Linked DNA regions of Mus musculus: regions 1, 2 and 4 are each linked to region 3. The links are chromatin loops, found by intact Hi-C in ENCODE. Cell type or tissue: left cerebral cortex. All regions are shown on one strand. Each heading gives the region's core, and the rest is flanking DNA. Links, peaks and the distances in the headings are about the cores only.

Region 1 (4,959 bases), core at 473-4,472, 190 kb before region 3:
AGAGGGACAGGAGGCCATGGTGGTGAAACCGGGGCAGGGTATGACAACAGCAGCAAGCTTGTACAGGGACAGGAAACTGAGGTCTCTAATCTTAAACTACAAACATGAAGTAAGACTTTGGGCTCTCAAAGCCGACCCCACCCCTGTGATATAATTACTCCAGGAAGACCATACCTCTTAAATCTTCCGAAACAGTGCCACCACCTGGGGACCAAATATTCAAATGATGTTGCCTGCCAGGGATATTTCTTATTGAAAGCACCATCATCAAAATACAGAAAAAAGTTTTGTTTTGTTCTTAGAGAGTGTGAGGTCCACATCAAAGGTTATATAAATGAAGTGTGGGTAAATGGGTAATTTAATACAAGATTGGGAATGACCCTGGCCCTGTCAGACTCCCCACAAATAGGAGGATTAGCTGCAGTAGAGCAAGATTTAAAAGGAAGCACTTCCCTAGGAGGGTACCATGAATCCTTAGAGTTACAGGAATGTGAGACATTTCTGGCCTCACAGAGGTCCTATGACACAATTGACTGTGTAGCCATAATCTTAATTGGTTAAAAAAAAATCTTTATAGCTAATAAAAAGTTAAAAGTTGTCATTTCTCACTTTGATACAAAATTTATTTTGATACTGATTTAAGGTTTTTCATTTAAATAGATTACTTCTATTGCTACCGAAACAGTGTAGCAGTGAAACAAACTGTGACAAAGGAGATACTGAAGAAATCAGCAGCAGAGGCTGAAGGCAGGGATTCAGACCCTGGGCTGAGCACTATAGAGTGCTGGTGTTTAAACATGACCCTGAAACTCATAGTTTGGAAAGGTAATCCTCGATGCAACAGCACTGGGAGGTAGACCCTGTTCACAGGTATTAAGAAGGTGAGGAGACTGCCATCCTGAATGGATTAGCAATGCTATGTAAAGATGAGATAAAGGGTAGGCCTGTTTACTCTTGTTCTGTAAACCTGAGCAAGAAGGCCATTGACACATGGTAATTTTATAGTTCTTAGCCAGTAGTAGCTCATTAAATTACCCGGTATCCGCATCAGCATCAGTATCATATCAGTATCAGTGTCATATCAGTATTGGATACTTGGTATAGCAATACAAAATAAAGGTAGGTCTCAAGGTAGGTAGCTCTCTACCTAGGAGATTACAGGTAGAAAAAATAACACAAGACTTTCACCATAAGAAGTTGGACAGGGGGTAAAGATGGTGGGAGAAACATCAGGGACATAATTACCAGCACAGGGTGTCAAAGATAGAAAGTGGGCTCAGCAACAAGTCAGTCTAACCAATGAACTGGGGGTTGGCTCAGCAGTTAGGAGTGCTTGCTGGTTTTTGCAGAGGACCCTGCTTTGTTCCCCACAGTCCACACTGGGCAGCTCACAGTAGCCTGTAACAACAGCTCCAGGGAATGAGATGCCCTCTTCTGGCCTCCTTCAACACCACACACATGTGGTGAACATACAGCGAATCACACACACACACACACACACACACACACACACACACGTCTATGTGTGCGTGTGATTAGCACATAAAGTATATACTTTTTAAAAAAATGATAGTCTATTGATGAAAGAGCACAGGCTTTGAGCTAGGTATGAAAAAAAAAACAGTAGCTAATATAAAATATCCATCTGGTTTCAAAGAATTTGACACTGTATGAGTTCTCAGGCCAACCAAATGAATTGAACTATCATCCTCCAGGATCTATGGCAGAGATGAGGAACTCAGAAATGAAGAAGAAATGGCTCCAGCATTGGAAGGGAGAACAGTGAGGTTTGCAGGATCAGTGAACAAACAGGACAAAATGTACTCACCCTGATCATGGCAGGGTGCAATCGGAAAGGGGAAGCCATCCTCACCCACCCCTTTTCTTTCCCCACAGCCTTTGTAGCCAACTGAAAAGCTCACCAGCGACAGCCCTGGCCCTGAGGATAACGACTCAGCATCGTTTCACATACCAGAACACTGGAATTTAAATTTCCACTCAAGTGAGCATTTAATTTCAGTCCCATGGGGATGCACTTGAAGCAAGGGATCATTTTTAAAATTCTGCAGAATAGGCCCTGCCATGAGAAGCACCAGCGGACTCAGAGGTGGATGGGCTCTAATGAGTCGCAATGTGACTGGGATAATATGAAGCTCTGAGGAAAAAACCTCATACAAACGTTGGGTGGCGAACTAAAGAAAAAAGAAGAAAACTTATAAAAAAAACAGTCTCAGTGAATAGGAGAAGATTAAGAAAATGAACAGATGAGGTTCAGAGTAAGAGGTTCTCTAGGATCCTGAGAACTTTGAATATTTTGAACCCAGTTCCCCTCCTCCCCAGCCCTCCATCCAAATGTTCTGTTGCTAAGACAACAGGATGCTAGCAGGCATATGCATGGGTCTGCTCCCTGCATGCTGTTGCCTAGCAACAGGACTCAGCAGAGCCTGGGCTCTCACTCTTTACACACCTACCCTGCTCCATCTATTGCCTTGACTTGCTGGTTGCTTTCCCCTCCCCCAAGGCAAAGAAACCAGAAGCAGGAGAGTGCAAGAGGCTCAAGATCTGATCTTGTCAACAGCCTATTGTCAACACCCCCTAAAAACCCCAAGCCTGGCTTCCCCGGGCTTAACCTTACACTAGGAAGCTCTGACAGGAAAACTGTCAATCAGAGTTGATGGGAGTGAGAGGATGGCTGGGCATGCACAGTGTCTGATATTCTGTTACTGAGTCCTAATGTATCAAAACCAAAGGGAATGTGCTGAAAAGGGAACCACTAAGCCTGATGGGGTCAATTAACAGAAGCATTATGCATTGGGAGTGAGACAACAGAAGACAGATTAGAACAGGAAGAGGAGAAAAGAGAAGTCCAGAAGAGAAGGAAGGGAGAGAACAGGACTTTTAACTCATAATACATAACATTCCTGAAAGTAGGACAGTGTATAAAGGGGGCAGGGGGGGAGTTGTGACATTATATCGAGGAGGACCAGATCACTAACAACCGCAGACTTTAGTGAGCTGCTTAATCCTGGTCATTACCCTAAGTGGTTTATGTGGATTATTTCCAACTTCATGGTAACCATGTAAGATAGATCTTAGGAAAATGATTGAATAGGTAGGACTCAGAACAGGTATGCGACCTGACCTGGATGCACAGCTGTCAAACATGCCAAGGCTCAAAAACAGAATACTCTCCATACTATAGTTAGTCTCACCCACAGTTCCACAGGCTTTCCCAACGTGTAGCATGATAGTCATCTGGGAAAGAGACCTATACAAAGCACGTGAATTCACACAAATCTGTTAAACTGGGGACCTTTTAAAGGAGCTATAAGTATACCTTATATAGCATTAAAGGAATGGCTTTTTCTTCAAAGCTTTAGTGCAATAATTTATGAGAAGAGAATCAGCCTGCCAAGTGGGAAGGGGAGAGCTGATTCCTTAACAAAGTGCTCAATGAAAGGCCCGTCAGGTCCCTTTGAAGGAGCTAGAGAAAGAAACTCTGGGGTTACCGCATTTAGAAGGAAAGTTGGGATTTTGGAAATATCCATTGTATGGTAGGAAGCTGTGTGGGGCGACAGGTGTATACAGAAAAGGAATTGCTCAAGAAAGGCCAAGTGTAAGCAGAAAGGAAAGGTGCTCAGAAACCTTGGTGACTATGAGTGCTGAACCCCTTCCAAGCGGCCCAGCATCAACCTGTGCCTCAGACCAGGAACCAGCATTTTCATCAGGACTGCAAACACAGAGATTCCATAATCTTTATTGTCATATTTCCTTGCAAATACCATGGGCAGTCTGGCCCTGGAGGTCAGAGAGATAGACCTTTATTTGCCTAGCCCATGGCAACCAATAATCTTATTAAAGTAAATGTATTTATTAAAGTAAGGATGTTCTCTGCCATTCTCTACATATTAATAGGGACTAGGCAGATCCTATCTGGTTAATGGTGTGAAACCCTGGAGCCAAAGCAAAAGCCAACAACAAATAGAAAGGGGGAGGGGCAGCAAAAGGGCTGAGAGGTCAACAATTACATACCTCTCTCAAAATAGAAAGGGTCATCATCATCCTAGAACTATGTGATGCAGCTATATGTCCTGGAATTCTAAAATAATATATAAACTAATACCTGTGATGTGCAATACACCTTTCTGTAAAAGGAACATGACTGTCTTCCAACATTCATTTCCTATTTGATAATCACAGAATTTTTACCTACCCACAGAGCACCCCCAGAGTGAAGTCTGACTAATACAAACAGAGGGCTGGGAATGTGGCTTTGCTGATAGTGTGCTTGTCTAGCAAGCATGAAAGCCCTGCGATTGATAAGCAGCACTACACAAACCAGATGAGGGAGGATACACCTATCGTCTCAGCCTTTGGAGGCTGAGGTAGGAGAATCAGGAGGCCAAGGTCAACCTCAACCACACACCCAGTTCATGGCCAGCATGGAACACAGAAGTTCCTGTCTCCGTGAGTAAGAGTGGGGAGTTAGTGGAGAAAAGGGGCGGTGGATAAAGTCCAACATGAATGGGTAAGGAGCAGATGAAGTCCATGGAGAATGTGTGTTGCTGATATAGGCACAGTCACGCTGAAGAAAAAAACTTCTTAAGACCCATAGAAGTGACAAAGCCCTGTGCTGACAAGGCTCAGAGACATAGCAAAGCCTTCCTCTGATCCAAGCATGATTATTTACAAACGGCTAATCATTGTGTACAAATATCATCAGCTATAGCTCTCTCCTTCAGGGTGACTACTGCCTAAGACTGCTGTGAGCCAGAGGCCTCCTAACCTGCCTCCTTATTCATCTGCGCACAATAACGCAGCCTCCTTGTTTAAGATGTACAAAATAAATACACTGAGTTTTCTGGTTATGAAACAGATGCATCTCCACCTGACCAAGAACACCCACCCACCCAATCGCAGCTTTGTTGTACATGTGTCTGTGTGTCTGTCCTTTATTCA
Region 2 (4,959 bases), core at 490-4,489, 210 kb before region 3:
CTCAAACCACTTGTCTATCTCTCTTTGTGACTTATGACTGAAAATAATAGCTCCTGACGCTGACCCTGCAGAGTGTGAACTCTACAAAACCAGAAAGAGGTTTACTTTTATCTATAATTTCACTGTTGCTGTTGGTGTCCACCAAGAAGAATAATACTGAATGACTGAGTGAACAGGTGAATTAAGAAAGATCTGTCAATACAAACACAGGCTTGCCCGGAAGAAATGGATTCTCCAGGTAGATTTGGAGACGTGCTATGAAATGAGCTTATAATGCTTCCCTAAATGTCAGTAGGAGGTAGCCAACCTAAACTATAATTAATTAAAAGTAATCTGTAAACTTGTCAAGTAGAGTCTGCTACAAAGGGATGCTAAAGGGATAAACTGGAGTGACCACAAAACTCAAGTGGCAAGGGCCAGCCCAGCAGTGAGACTGTGAACGGGGTTTACCTTTCTACTGGATCCACTCAGGCATGAGGGTTCTCAGACAGGGAATGTTCCGGATCTTCGGACAGAAGCATCTCTTGGGAAGAGAGAGACGATTCATCAAGCTGCCATGACTTGACAGGACAGTCCCTTGAGCATGCCCAGCTCTGACTCTATATTCACCAAGAAACTTTCAGAACTGTCAAGCATCTTTTTGGCGTGAACTCACGGTCTCGGGCCAAGTTTTTCTTCGGCTGTAAATTAATAAGCCTGTATCCTGCCTTGCATAACAGAATCGGGTGACGGGAGAGTCTTTCATGAACCAATTATGCAGTGCCTAATCATGCCAGGAAAATAATAATAAAATCAAATGGGTAGCGTGATAAAACTGTGGGCTGGATGCTAAGAGGAAGGAGGTAAACGCTGGAAAGTTCAGGTCCATTGGCCTTACCTGTCATATGTACTTCAGTGAGAGAACACTACAAAGAAAGCTAAGGCTGGGAGCAACCACAGCCTCCAATCTCATAAACCACCCTGCAGTACTTCAGAGCTCAAAGAAGTAATTTGAAGACTACAACATCATAACAAGTCCCTACTTCTCACTAGTCACCAAACAGAAGATCACAAGGCAGCAGATGTATTCAGTGGTCAAAGAACTATTGGTTAACAAGCAAGAAGAGCCGTGGACAGGGCAGTTAGAATTGCTACACAGAGTGGCTGTTCTAATACGACATGAACATTGGTCCAACTCAGGTTATTTTCAAACCTATCCTCTAGTCAGATCTGGTTTCAAGACCCTTCCAATATACTCATATAGCACCATGGTGATGTGTTAGCTCTGAGAGCATAAGTCAAACTGATCATCCTGTGTAAATGAAGTAGACCCCCAGAAGGCTTCCTACCTTTCTGACAAACTGAGATGGTATTGACTGATTAAGTATAGACAAACTGTTGTCTATGAATCAAGATAAAAAGTGTCAGCTCATTTTCACCTTGACAATATGGAAAGTACTAAGAGCTGACAGATACTTTTGCTTGTTGTTGCAAAAATATAGAAGGTCAGTAAAAAGTCTTTGTGTATAGAATCATAGAGCCCTATGCTTACATAAAGGCAATCTAAATATAGCCTAGACTCATTCTCTCTGTGTGTATCTGTCTGCCTGTCTCTCTCTCTGTGTCTGTCTCTCTGTGTATCTGTCTGTCTGTGCCTCTGCCTCTCTCTGTGTGTCTCTGCCTCTCTGTGTCTGTCTCTCTGTGTATCTGTCTGTCTGTGCCTCTGCCTCTCTCTGTGTGTCTCTGCCTCTCTGTGTCTCTCTGTGTTTCTCTCTCTGTCTCTCTGTATCTTTCTCTTTTTTTCTCTCTGTGTCTATCTCTTTGTGTGTGTCTGTCTCTCTGTGTCTCTGCCTCTCCCTGTGTGTCTCTCTCTGAGTGTGTCTCTCTGTGTCTCTGTGTGTCTCTGCCTGTCTGTCTTTCTCTGTCTCTGTGTGTCTCTGTCTCCCAGTGTCTCTCTGTATCTTTGTGTGTGTCTCTCTCTCATTCTCTCTCTCTCTCTCTCTCTCTCTCTCTCTCTCTCTCTCTCTCTCTCTCTCTCTCTTTGCCTAAACTCTGAACCTTGTATATTCAACCTCTCCTCCTCCTCTTCTTCTTTACCATTTATGTCTAGATCTTCTGTGAGAGCAACCATGCTCACAGCTACACTCACCAGCACAGCAACAGAGTGCCATTGAGCTTTTAAAACATGAAAGTGCAAAAGTGACTCAAGGACTTTTAAATATGTATTTCTTAAATAATCATACATGGATAGCAGTTACTATTTTGAACAGTTTATGGTCTATTCCATAGAATGAAAAGAGTGTTTAAATCATGATTTTATCTTTCAAAACAATGAAATTTGTATAAATGTCAAAAAAAAAAAAACCCTACTCCTTTTCAACCTCTCAACAAACTCATAGCCTCTAATGATTGTTAAGTTCCTTAAACTGATCATCTTACTCTGGGAATTTCAAGGGAAAATTAAAGCAGAAGAAAGAACAATTTTTAAGCTATAAACTTGAGCAGCAGCTTAAATCCATGGACCCATCCCTCTGAATGTGTTTTGGCTCTGCCTATCAATAGAACATTAATGGCTGATTAGCAGATACTGAGGATTTGTTGATTTGGCACAAGAGGCGCTGTGGCTGGCTCTTCGATTAGGTGTCCCTGAGTACAGATTTCACAGGACTGCACTCTGCCATGCCCAGAGCAGACTATCAGCCAGAGCAGCAGGCAGCAGCAACTGCCTTCAGCCTGCAAGTGGTTCAATCTAGAGCAAAAGCGCCGCCTACAGGCCACCGGAGAATACGCTCTCGCTAACAGGGTCTTCATTCATCCTGACAAGAAGCCTATACAGTAGAAAATCTCATCTCCAAAGCCTGCCACAAAATCACACGTTCATGGGGGTGTGAGGAGGTGGATAAAGTGAAGCATTTGTCAATTCCATCTCGCCAAAACACTACCTCCCCGACTCCACACAGAGAAGCACTTCATCTCAGAGCAAGCAGCAGTCCATCACCGACCTCCTCCCTGAATGCCCTTTAACCCAGAGCCAGAGCTGGAAGTCCTTCCGGACCCTACCTGCTCTCACACACGTAGGTGCAGCTGTATATTCGTCCTTTTTATTTGGATTGAACAGGGTAAGTGATTTCCCTGACAATGAGGTACTTATTAAGGAATGTGGAGATAGAATTAGATCCTCCTACCTTCCCTTCATTTCATGACAATGGAGTAATCTATTGTTACATTAAATGCATTAGATTTGAGCATAATAACCCTGCTATTTTTACCACTGCACTGCCACCTTTACTGCATGTACATCTATGAGAGACAAAGCAGAAATGAGATCTTTAAGTTTCCGTTCTTGACACTGATTCTTTTGGGATGTTTTTATCCCCCCAGTGCGCCCTGGACAAGATACTAGCCCAAAGTCTATAGGAGGTGGTTTTGTCCAAAGAGCTGCCCGCCAGGAAGCTGAGCTCGTGTGAAGGAATACCCTTCCAGTCTTCAGGGATTACACAGTTGTGAATTCAATGACACTGTCACCAGACCCAGAACATAACCACAGAGGAACCCTTTGTAGGAACTCCACTTCCTTCTCACTTGGAACTGTATAAGTCACAAAGGGCCACAGGAAATGATCAGAGAACATTTTTTCCCAGAGAGCCATCAATGGTCAACATTAGTTCATTAATTCATTCAACAATCATTAGACCACAAGAAGCATATATACAACAAAAAATACAGAGAGATATTCTTGCTACTTTAGCTAAGTACTTTTGCTTTGTTCTGCTTTTTAAGACAGGGTGGGTCTCTGGTATACCATGCTGACCTCTAAGGCAAGCCCTGACCTGATCTTCCCTCCTCTGCCTCACAAGAGCTGACATTACAGGCATGTCCAACTATACCCAACCCAAACAAATATTGTTGTAATAAAAATAAAGGAACAAGGAGCCTACAGAGATGGCTCAGCACTTAAGAGCACGTGCTGCTCGTTCTGAAGACCTGAGTTCAGTTCCCAGCATGCATAATTATAGGGAGGCGCACAACTGCCTGCAACCCCAGCTGCAGAGGTAGTCAATGCCTCTGGTCTCCATGGGTATGTGTGCTCAAACACACACACACACACACACACACACACACACACACACACACACACACACACACAGCATTTATTTTGCTCATAAGCTTAGAATCTGGACAGGGTTTAGAGGGAAAGGCAACCTTCTGCTCCATGTAGAGTCAAGTGTAGAGATCATCTAGAGCTGGAGTACCCACTTCCAATATGATCTCAATATGATTGGTGAGTGAGTACAGGCTATGAGCTGTGAGCAGTGCTCGGCTGAAGCCAACCAGAGCAGGTTTGAAAAGCCACTCATAATGTTATCTGCTTCTCAGATGTACTCTGGTGGCATTATAGTTACCATCTGAAATCAAGGCACTAAGGATATTCACACTAAGGACATGAGCAACTGGTATAGATAGGTTATTTTCTCCTTCCAACACATACATAGCATAGTTGACATAGCATAGTTCACAATCATGAACCTTTGAGAGGACTGAAGGTCAGGGCTTTGGAATCTCCCTCCGTCCACCTTCCTGTGATGTCATAAGCTAGTAAGAGTTACAGTCTTTGCCATAAAGCACAAAATAACAGTGACTTTAAAACTAAACCACCAATCGAAGTAAACATATGGTGGGATTCATGGCTCTAGCTGCATATGTTACAGAGGATGACCTAGTCGGTCATCAATGAGAGGAGAGGCCCTTGGTCCTGTGAAGGCTCTATGCCCCAATGTAGGGGAATTCCAGGGCCAGGAAGCAGGAGTAGGTGGGTTGGGGAGCAGGGGCATGGGGAGAAGATAGGGGATTTTCAGAGGGGAAACTAGGAAAGGGGACAGCATTTGAAATGTAAATAAAGAAAATATCTAATTTTGAAAAAAGAGTAAACAAAGGAAAAAAGGTAAGGAAATTACTGACTTCAAGATGGAAGTGAAGTTG
Region 3 (4,838 bases), core at 839-4,838:
TAAAAGAAAGAAAACATGTAGCAAAATCCAGTCAGAGTAGAACTCGGTGACTAGTTTGCATGAGTACCATGATGCTGCTCTCTTCTCATGGCAAAATCAGGGATAAATAGCACATAAGAAGCACATATGATTCCTAGAGAAGACTGAATAAATCACAGATCTTTTTAAACAGAGGGAAAAAAATGGTTCCAGGGCACCAGACACCAACATAGTACACACTGATTTTTAAAAACAGAGCACGCTTCTCCAAAAACAATTTCAAAATGTTCACAATGAAGCCTGTTCGTTTCAATCTCTTATTAGGCCCAATAACTCCGGGGTTCTTTCAAGCACAGTATGCCTTGACTTCAGGTAGGTAACAGTCCCACACTCGGCCTTTGTCCCATGTAGTGTTGGCTTTTGTCTTCAAAGTTAGCTGAGGGGAGACTGAGGATCCAGTCTTTGGAGGCCTGCTGCACGTGGAGACACAGTGGATGATGTCAAGGAGTGTCTGCAAAGGACACCACAAAGCTACTCATAGATGCTTAAACAAAAAAGGGTGTGTGGGGGGGGGGGTCCAGAAGGATGGAGCAGGCATGCACCTCCAACTTGATTGACCTAACCAGCACATTTTCCACAGGATGCCTCCTTATAATTCAGAAGGCTGTCACCCTGCCCGGGCTCCAAGGTATATCCTGAGTGAGAAAGCAAAGCAGAAGTAGCTAGGGAAAGAAAAGTTTCCTAGGCTACCTGAATGGCAAGTTCTGGATGCTCTTTCCATAGTGTGGATCTCACGTCTCTGAACACACACACACACACACACACACACTGTTTCTTACTTGATGTAGCTACAACTGTACAAAGATGGATACCACTAACCCCAGTTGACATTTGAGGGAATTGAAATCAACTTGGTCACAGAGTCATCCAGGAGCAAACCTGCCATCCCAGCTATGGTAACCTCATGCCTAGTGTCATGGTTTGTATATGCTTGGCCCAGGGAGTGGCACTATTTGGAGGTGTGGCCTTGTAGGAATAGGTATGTCTCTGTGGGTGTGGGCTTAAGACCCTCTTCACTCTAGCTGCCTGGAAGTCAGTCTTCCACAAGCAGCCTTCAGATGAAGATGAGGAGCCTTCAGCTCCTCCTGCGCCATGCCTGCCTGGATGCTGCCATGCTCCCACCTTGATGATAATGGACTGAACCTCTGAACCTGTAAGCCAGCCCCAATTAAATGTTGTCCTTTATAAGACTTGCCTTGGTCATGGTGTCTGCTCACAGCAGTAAAACCCTAACTCAGACAGCTAGCTTCTCAGCTTACATCTACCACTCACCTGAACACACAGCTGGTGTGTGTTGAGCACATAATGTATTTGGTGAATGTAATGGGTTCACTCCTAACAATGTAAAAATGTCCTGATTTTCTCTGCCTCCCCCACTCTCTGCCTCCTGCCTCCTCTCCCGTTCTGTTATCTGCTTCACTCCCAACCCCCCATGTCTTATATTTATTCATGCTTTGCAACATATTTTCCCCATTAGGGTTCTTAAAGAGAGACCTGGCTTATTGCTGCCCTAGAAAATAATGTTCATGTCCCCTCAAGGGCAAAATTACTAGGTATCCCAAACACGGTTAGGAATGACCCATATTTTTAATGTTTGTTCCATTTTCAACTCCACTGGGACAAATAATTGTCCTATATTTTAAACTGGAACTAGGGTGTATAGAATGTGTCTGTGTGTGCGTGTAAGAAATAGAGAGAGGGAGAGAGGGGGGAGAGAAAGGGACAGCAAGAGACAGAGACAGAGAGCCTTTGCTTCTTACTTTTATAGCTGAAATTGATAAGCCAATATATTTTGTCCAATCCAGCATTCCCAGATCATGAGTTCTTTCATTTAAAGCACATGTACACACCATACACACACATGTGTGTGCATGCACGAACGATGCACACACGTGCATACCCACAATTAAATTCCTAATAACCTCTGTTTTAATACTAACATCCAGAACCCATATACTATCAGCCACATCTTGTACATTCATTTAAATCTAAGAAGCTAGTCTGACACAAATAAAAAAAAAAAGTTGCTATTAAAATTTTAAAGAACCATCAAATCAGAAAATGACCACCATCAATGAGGGATTTTTGCTTCCAAGTCTGTGTGTTTGCTGTCCTCTGGTTTCTGAGTGGCTGACTCTATGACTCTAGCCTGCTGAAACTCCTGGACAAGGTTTCCTGGAAGGAAACTGGATCCCCTGCCTTCCATTCAAACTCTGTTGTAGAACCCACATACTGAGGTGGCTAGTGTGAATATGGAGAGTTTACACTTCCACAGAGTGAAGTGGTGACAAAGGGGGATAAGGCAAAGACAAAGCCCACCACTTCGGATGAAGGCCCGCCATTACAGGTGAGATCAAGCAATTTCTCCACCTGCCTCAACTCTCTTTCTGCTCCTTCCTCTTTCTGTCATCCGTTCTTAACCTCTAGGAAGCTGCTCTCTGCCATTCTACAGTGCCAAGTTCTCCAGCCTGACCCCGGCCCCATGCACACTCTAAGACCTCCTGGGTGACAATGACAATAATTACTCGCATTCACACAGCATTCAGACTATGCTGCAAATTATGTGTGTTTTCTCTTGTTTGCTTAGCCTACAGTCCTGAAGCAGCTATTATCTTTCTATTTTACAGATGTGAATATATATATATATATATATACATATATATATATATATGTATATATATATCATCACCTTTACTTTGGTAGCAATCCAGAGACCGCTTTGACCATTATTATCACATTACAGATGATAAACGGAGGCTCAAAAAGGTCCTGTAGCATGAACACACTCACACACAGAGGCGCCTAAAACATTGTATTAGCAATAGAGAAAACCCCCCCTCCCATTTGACCGTTCATTAAAACATATCTAAAACCGACCCTGACAGCGCTGGGCCGCCAATAAGCCCAAGGGTGGGACCTGAGAGAAACGAGTAAAGAAAGGGCAGAATTGAGCGGCTCCTTCCTCGCCCCCTCCCCCAGACATGGAGTCAATTACTCCACAGTGAAGACGCGGATTTGTCACAAAGCAAACTTAATCCTCAGAAAAAGAGGAGAGAGTAATTTTACAGGAAGAGAATTTTTAAAAACGAAACAGAGAATTGATAGCTTAGAAAAGGCAACGTTATAACAACGAGTTGTAAATCCTGATCATAAATTAAGGTTGAAATGGAGAGGGTTTTTTTTTTTTTTTTTTTTTTTTTGGATGGGTGAAGCGTCTTACTGGATACACCAGCACCACCTTGTGGTGACACGAAAGAATACACATGTGATCTCAGGTACTAAACCTTGCCTGGGCAGGAAGCAAAAACAAGATTGGCCACAAATCACCAGGCTCAGAATTTCATTCACTACAGGACAATAGCCATTTTGGACAAAGAGTATGCTTTCAGGGGACCTTAGCCTTATTTCACCCAAAACAATCAAATTACAAAAGAAAGCTATGCTTGCTCAAACTTAATATCGTAATATCATATCTCGTATTTGTTGGCCACTTCCGTACATGTAATTTCTATTTTACTATCAAAACACACCAAGAACTAAGCAGACAATTTATCCCATTCTACAGACAGGAAAAGAGAAAAGAAAAGAAAAGAAAAGAAAAGAAAAGAAAAGAAAAGAAAAGAAAAGGAAAGGAAAGGAAAGGAAAGGAAAGGAAAGGAAAGGAAAGGAAAGGAAAGGAAAGGAAAGGAAAGAAAAGAAAAGAAAAGAAAAGAAAAGAAAAGAAAAGAAAAGAAAAGAAAAGAAAAGAAAAGAAAAGAAAAGAAAAGAAAAGAAAAGAAAAGAAAAGAAAAGAAAAGAAAACTGAAGTTCATTTGTGACATTTCTCTGGATAACAACGCATTATTATTAAGCCTTCCCAAGAACTCCAGGGACAGTGAAGACAGAAATTAGGAGAAGCCAAAGAACGAAAATCAAGACTCCCTGACATGACTCCTAAAGACCTAGTTTCTCAGCAAAAAAATGTACTTCCCACAAGCTCAAAGTAGAGAGAACCATGGCAACTGACGCGCGCATGTGAGGAGCCAGATGGCCCTAGCTGGTTGGACCTCAGGTCAACATCACGTGGTGTCCACGTGTTCATCCATCACAGAAGGATTTCAGAGTCAACCTAGCTCTGAAGCCAGGCATCTCTGTCAGAAAGGCCTCACCACACGGGTGTGAGTGTCATCCTGAACAGACCGTTTCATCCCAGTTTATCTGCAGTTCGTTTGTTATTTCCTACATGTGTTTCCGTCCATCAAACTCCAGAGGTGTTATTTTCATCCCTCTGTTAGAACCTGGACAAGGAGCCCCACATAGCAGAAAATAGTCCTATATGCAATCTTCCTGTAGGCCTGTGGTGTAGCCACTATTTCTCAGACCTGTGTCAAAGACAAAAATGTTCACCTGTCCCACTTGGGAGAGGGCTCATGCAGTTTCTTATTTCTGCAGGACATTATGGGACTTTTGAAGGGCCACATGTTTTTTCAATACCAACCGTGTTAATCTAAAATATCAGCTCATCAAACCTATGAATAAAGCATCCTAATTTTTCTTTACATTTCTAACCTTACCAGATTGTTTTGAGGGAAGATTGGTGCTCAACAAGTTACTCTAAACTCTCTTTGTAAAAAAATTAGCCTTAAAAAAATCCCTTACAGGAAGAAGAGGAACATTTCAGACAATTATACAGCTATTTACAAAAACCCTTTGGTTTAACATTTAATGACGCATTTAAGGAAAATATATTACTAAAATCAGAATCAAATAATTTAAATATTGTGTCTAAAAGTCGATAGTCTTTTTCTCCTGTTTGGTCC
Region 4 (4,959 bases), core at 387-4,386, 250 kb before region 3:
AAGGCATTTAGTCACATCAATGAGAAAAGTAACATACAAGTGGTGTTCTTATAGCCAGAAAAGAATCTGGACACGGACATAAACAGCATAGAGGGAAAATGATGTGGAGACACGGGGAGAAAGTCATATATAAGTTAAGGAGGACCAAAGAAGCTAGCAGAGAAGAACGAACAGAAGATTGCCTCACAGCACTCAGAAGGAACCAACGTGGACAACATCTTGAATTTGGACATCCTGACTCCAGAATTGTAAAGCAATAAACCTATTGCTTTAAGCCACACAGTTTGTGGTCCCTTGCTATGACAGCCTCGGGAAACTAATATACTATTCCTCCTGCAAGACTCAGACATAACTGGGCACAGAATTGGATTCTTGCAGTCACACAGGAGGGATCCTCTGATTATTGTAATTTAGATATTAAAGCAAAGGAGGGAAAACTTAGGAGCACTCAGGTAACAGTTTACTCTCTCCCTGTTGCTTTCAGATTGTGCCGTCCAGTTCTCTCATTGTATCATAGGAGTCAGATCAGAGACCTGCTGGAATTAAAGTCTTTCAGAATACTCCAGTATGGTTTGTTATAATTGATGGTTATAACATAAATACTGAATATAGTATGATCTCCTGCTGGGCCAATTTCACATTATCCTTAGCACACTTCACTTGCTATAGACAGTTAACATTCAGTGATTATCCTATTAACTACTACCTACTTCAACACATTTTTATATATGGGTCTCATCCAAAACAACCTATCTCTTACAATTCAAGAGTGACCAATGTTACCTCTCCTTGGGGTTTAGGGCAAGGAAAATGATTCATTAACAATCAAGAAAAGTATTGCTAAGACATGAACAGCATTTTTCAGGGTGTTGAGTAGTTTGAGGATAATATTGACTGTATTTTGAAGCTTGTTTTTTGTCTTAAATATATTAGTCTTTCTCTGTGTCAATTAATATCCATCTACTATTAACTTTTAATATCTATAGATTTCTTTATTCAGAAACCACGATGCATAGGTAATGAATTATCCTTTTGTAGAACAAATGTTGAAAAATTGTGATGTTCATTGTAATCCAGGATTGTGATGGCCAAAGCACCAACTATATTATCACATACTGTTGTTTCTTTCTTAATCTCATTGGATTTTTGATTGTCAGTGAGAGAGTGTGATTCTCAACTATTATTCTAGTCCATGGTCCCTCCTCTAACATTGAGGGTGAAAAGTCTATCATCTTACAAATAATGTACCATTAAAATATTTTTATTTCAAATACTAGACACTATTTGGGACCTTGTGTAATAAAAATGAACAAAACAGATAAGGTCTCTGCCTCCTTACAGTTTAAAGACTAAATAGAACACTATCCTAATTAGTTTTCTTGTCACCATGACAGAATATGTGACATAAAGAACTCTGGAGGAAAGGTTTGCCTTGTTCACTGTTTCAGAAATTCAGACCATCATAGGAAGGGAGCCATAACAAACACGAATGGCTTTATCTTTTCTGTTCCATTCAAGCCTTAATTCAAGAAATGATGCCACCCACACTTAGGGTAGTCTTGCCTGTTCATTAAACTCTTTCTGGAAATACCTTCAGAAGCGTACACACTGAGGTGCTTCACGAATGATTCTAAATATAGTGAAGACAGCGAGGAAAATTAACCATCATGCCCAATAGATAAGTACTAACACTGAAGAAAAATTATTTGAAAGAATCTGGAAGAGAATAGCTTCCTTTAGACTGACAAAAGAGAAAGGAAAGAAAGTAGCATGCTCGGTGAAACCTGCAGAAAAGAACTTTGATCTTGAACATCCCATGAAGAGGATACAGGCAGAAAAACGAGATTCTGAAAACTTTAATGTGTTTAGGAAATGTGTTGGCCAGAGTGTCTACATAGAATATCATAGTCAGAGACATTAGAGAAGAACTCAAGAATCAGGCAAGTGTCAGATGCAGTAGACCCTCCTAAGACATGATAAGACAGCCTGACTAAACTTTGAAAACAATGGGCTATAGTTTAGGAGGGTTTAATCTGGTATCATTAAACACCAGCTCAGTTTCAAATAACTGCTTAAAAGGAAAGGTCTAAAAAGGATTAGAGAAAGAAGAAAGAACAGGAACAGGACTACCTCTGCAGTGGTCTACTTGGGAGAATTCTTGGCAACTTAGCCTGGGCTGATGCCTGTCAGAAGAAAAAAAAATGACTGAATTCAAAATATATTTGGATAACAGGCAGGAATGCTGATAAAGCTAAATTTCATGGGTGAATTAAAGGAAGCAGTAACGCATAACAACATTTCATTATGAAAAAATTTCAAACTCACAGAAATGTTGAAAGAATTGAGTGCTGAATATCTATGCTCTGTGGAGACTGTGTAATTAACATTTTAGTGTACTTATTCCATTGCATTTATTCATGCCACTATCAATAAATCAACCAATGTTATCCTTCAATGCTTTGGGGTAAAGGTTGGAAACATTTGCACACTCCTTACATATTCATCTAGTGCAGCATGCATACGGTTAAGTAGGACCAGTATTTAGTGACACATAGTGAAAGCCAAAACTCTACTTATTGCATGCAATGTAGTAAGATTTGAGACTTACCTGTGTCTGTGTAAATCTGACTCAGAGTCTTTAATTTATACTCTGTTATTACCTTGAACGTTGTTGTTGTTGTTGTTGTTGTTGTTGCTGTTGCTGCTGCTGCTGCTGCTGCAGCTGCTACTGTCATTGTTGTGGTTGCTGTTCCTGTTGTGAGAGATGACCATGAGCATTGTAAATATTCAACAGTGTCCATACCCTCTACCCACTAGATGTCAGTAGCACCACACACGCTGTTCTAATGTTTTAAAAACAACAACAACAAAAACAAACAAACAATAAGTGGAAGGGATTGTCCTCACTCCATAGTCACTGTTTTAGATAGTATGAAGATACATACAAAACCATCTTCCAGAAATTTCCTTAATATTCCTCACCAGATAAATAAAAAGGCAAGCATGTCTCCCTAGAAACCACCTGAATTGTAGACTTAAAAGCTTCATAGATCAGCCTTACCTAGTGTAGAATTTCATCTAAGTATAATATTGTACGCTCTCCTCTGGGGAAGATTCCACTTGTGACTCATCATATTGTGTATAGATGAGCTTTGATCCTGTGCCGTGGTCTCTTTAAGTATTCAGTTATAGAAGGGTAATTGATGATCTCTGGCTTTGTATGTTATTAATAAATTTGATGTGAATACTCTCATGTACTTTGGGCATTTAGTATACCTCACTGTGCTCTTAATTTGTACAACTTCCCTGATCATGAAAACAGTGAGTCTCTCTTCACATCTTTATTAGTTTTTTTACTACTTAGAATGCTCAGTTTTAAAGCAAGCAGTAGTTTGGTTCAGTACTATTATTTATGTACACAGGCTATGATTTGCCTGCCATATATATATATATATATGGATGTGTGTGTGTGTGTGTGTACTAACTTATTTAAACTCTTTTAGCCTCTGCACTAGTTTATTTTCTAGTTGTTGGGGCAAATTTCCTAACAAGCAAGTTCCAAGTAAAAGGAGCTGTTTTGGCTCATAGTTTGAGAGGACAGAGTCCATCACAGAAGGTAAGAAATGGATGCATATTGATGCTAATTTATTTTTCTCTTTTGTATTCAGCTTGGGTGCCCAGCCCACAGAATGGTGCCACCCAACCCCATGGAGCATATTCCCTCCTCGTTAAGCCTGTCTGAAAAATACCCTTGCAGACAGACCCAGAAGTGTCTCTCCCAGGTGATTCCAAATGCAGGTGAGTTGAATTGCCATCACAGTCTCCATATGAAGAAAAAAAAATCTGAAAGAGTCCACATTGCAACATGACCTCATAATACTTCAGACTCTGAAGCATGTTCCATGGTACATGTAGGAAAGTCAAAATACATCTTGGAGATGGTTTTCTCCTTCTACCATGTAGGTCCTGGGGATTAAACTCAAATTATGAGGCTTGGCAGCATTCACCCACTGAGCCATCTCCCAACCACAGATTTTGCATTTTTGGATTAAGAAACACATGACGTAGAGTTTCATTCCATGACGAGAAGTATTTAATTTTCCTGATCTGAAGATTGTGCATTATTTATTGCCTGGTTACTATTTCCTCTGTCCTGCAAATTTGCATTTTATTCTCAAGTGTCCCAAGAGATTTCGCCCTGGATTTCGTCTTGAGGCATTTTAGCAGCAAAACTTTCATCTAAGGTTGATAGCATTTGTTTTAAAAATTGCTTGAGCTGTAATTCCTGTGGTTTTCTTTTCTTTAAAGTCTCCTAATAAAGCCAGCCACTAACTTGTCATCCTTACATCCTAAAATGTGTGGTAATTCTGTTTTATTGACTGTGTCTCATAATTGTTTGGCTTATTTGTATCATGTAAGTGCCTTTGAAATAGAAAGCCAGTGTGCTTGATTATGCTACAAAACATGCCATATGGGGAGGGAGAATTCTAGTTCTGTGAGAGTAAACCAGCAGGAGAAAATCAGGCCAACATAAGAAAGTATCAGGGAAAGAGGAGATACAGAAGAGAGATTTCCTACGGTACAGAAATAAGCCTAGGGTATCTTTTCAGTTCTCTTACAGCATCCTCAGTAAGCAATGAGAGGCACTGCTAAGGGCACTTGAAGGTTAATGACAACCATCCAATCATATCACAGAAGATGAAGAACATTTGATCAACTATAATAACTAGTCACTAAAATAACTAGACCACATCAAATTATCTTGTTTGTTAAGATAAATGTATTGGATTAGTCATTTTGCTAAATCCATGGATTGATATTTAACTAATTAAACTCATTTCTTCTGTAAGAAGTGATTAATCCTTTTGATGTTGCAGTGTCAAGTAAACAGGATGAGTTGATTTGGAGAGGAACAGAAACTAAATAGAGTTTTCAGCAAAGAATATGTACATTTAAATC

What was found. Hi-C counts contacts between places; a loop is a spot of excess contacts. Peaks named below come from ENCODE experiments on the same cell type or tissue, not always from the same donor. Only the 100,000 strongest peaks of a DNase experiment are listed, where the experiment ranks them.
Region 1: a loop joins it to region 3, with 3.0 times the contacts of the local background. A loop is called at or near these places in 7 of 42 quality-filtered maps.
Region 2: it touches region 3 in a loop (3.0-fold over the local background); 7 of 42 quality-filtered maps call a loop at or near these places.
Region 4: it touches region 3 in a loop (2.4-fold over the local background); 2 of 42 quality-filtered maps call a loop at or near these places.

What each region holds. Positions count from the first base shown.
Region 1 is chr16:39,300,695-39,305,653 of GRCm38, reverse strand. No RefSeq gene overlaps it. Among named protein-coding and RNA genes, the nearest start is that of Gm36852, 25 kb to the right of the region's middle. In left cerebral cortex, for the core only: no CTCF peak of the experiment used is centred there; DNase peaks (open chromatin) are centred at 2,039 and 2,419; H3K27ac peaks cover 361 bases.
Region 2 is chr16:39,315,153-39,320,111 of GRCm38, reverse strand. No RefSeq gene overlaps it. Among named protein-coding and RNA genes, the nearest start is that of Gm36852, 39 kb to the right of the region's middle. In left cerebral cortex, for the core only: a CTCF peak has its summit at 2,753; a DNase peak (open chromatin) is centred at 2,736; H3K27ac peaks cover 259 bases.
Region 3 is chr16:39,107,997-39,112,834 of GRCm38, reverse strand. No RefSeq gene overlaps it. Among named protein-coding and RNA genes, the nearest start is that of Gm36585, 5.6 kb to the left of the region's middle. In left cerebral cortex, for the core only: CTCF peaks have their summits at 3,092 and 3,297 (motif pointing left); DNase peaks (open chromatin) are centred at 3,037 and 3,298; H3K4me3 peaks cover 558 bases; H3K27ac peaks cover 353 bases.
Region 4 is chr16:39,361,716-39,366,674 of GRCm38, reverse strand. Gm41454 (a long non-coding RNA gene) reads right to left here and starts at 2,743. Exons shown (of 4, transcript XR_001782023.2): 1 at 2,609-2,743. In left cerebral cortex, for the core only: a CTCF peak has its summit at 2,822 (motif pointing right); a DNase peak (open chromatin) is centred at 2,796.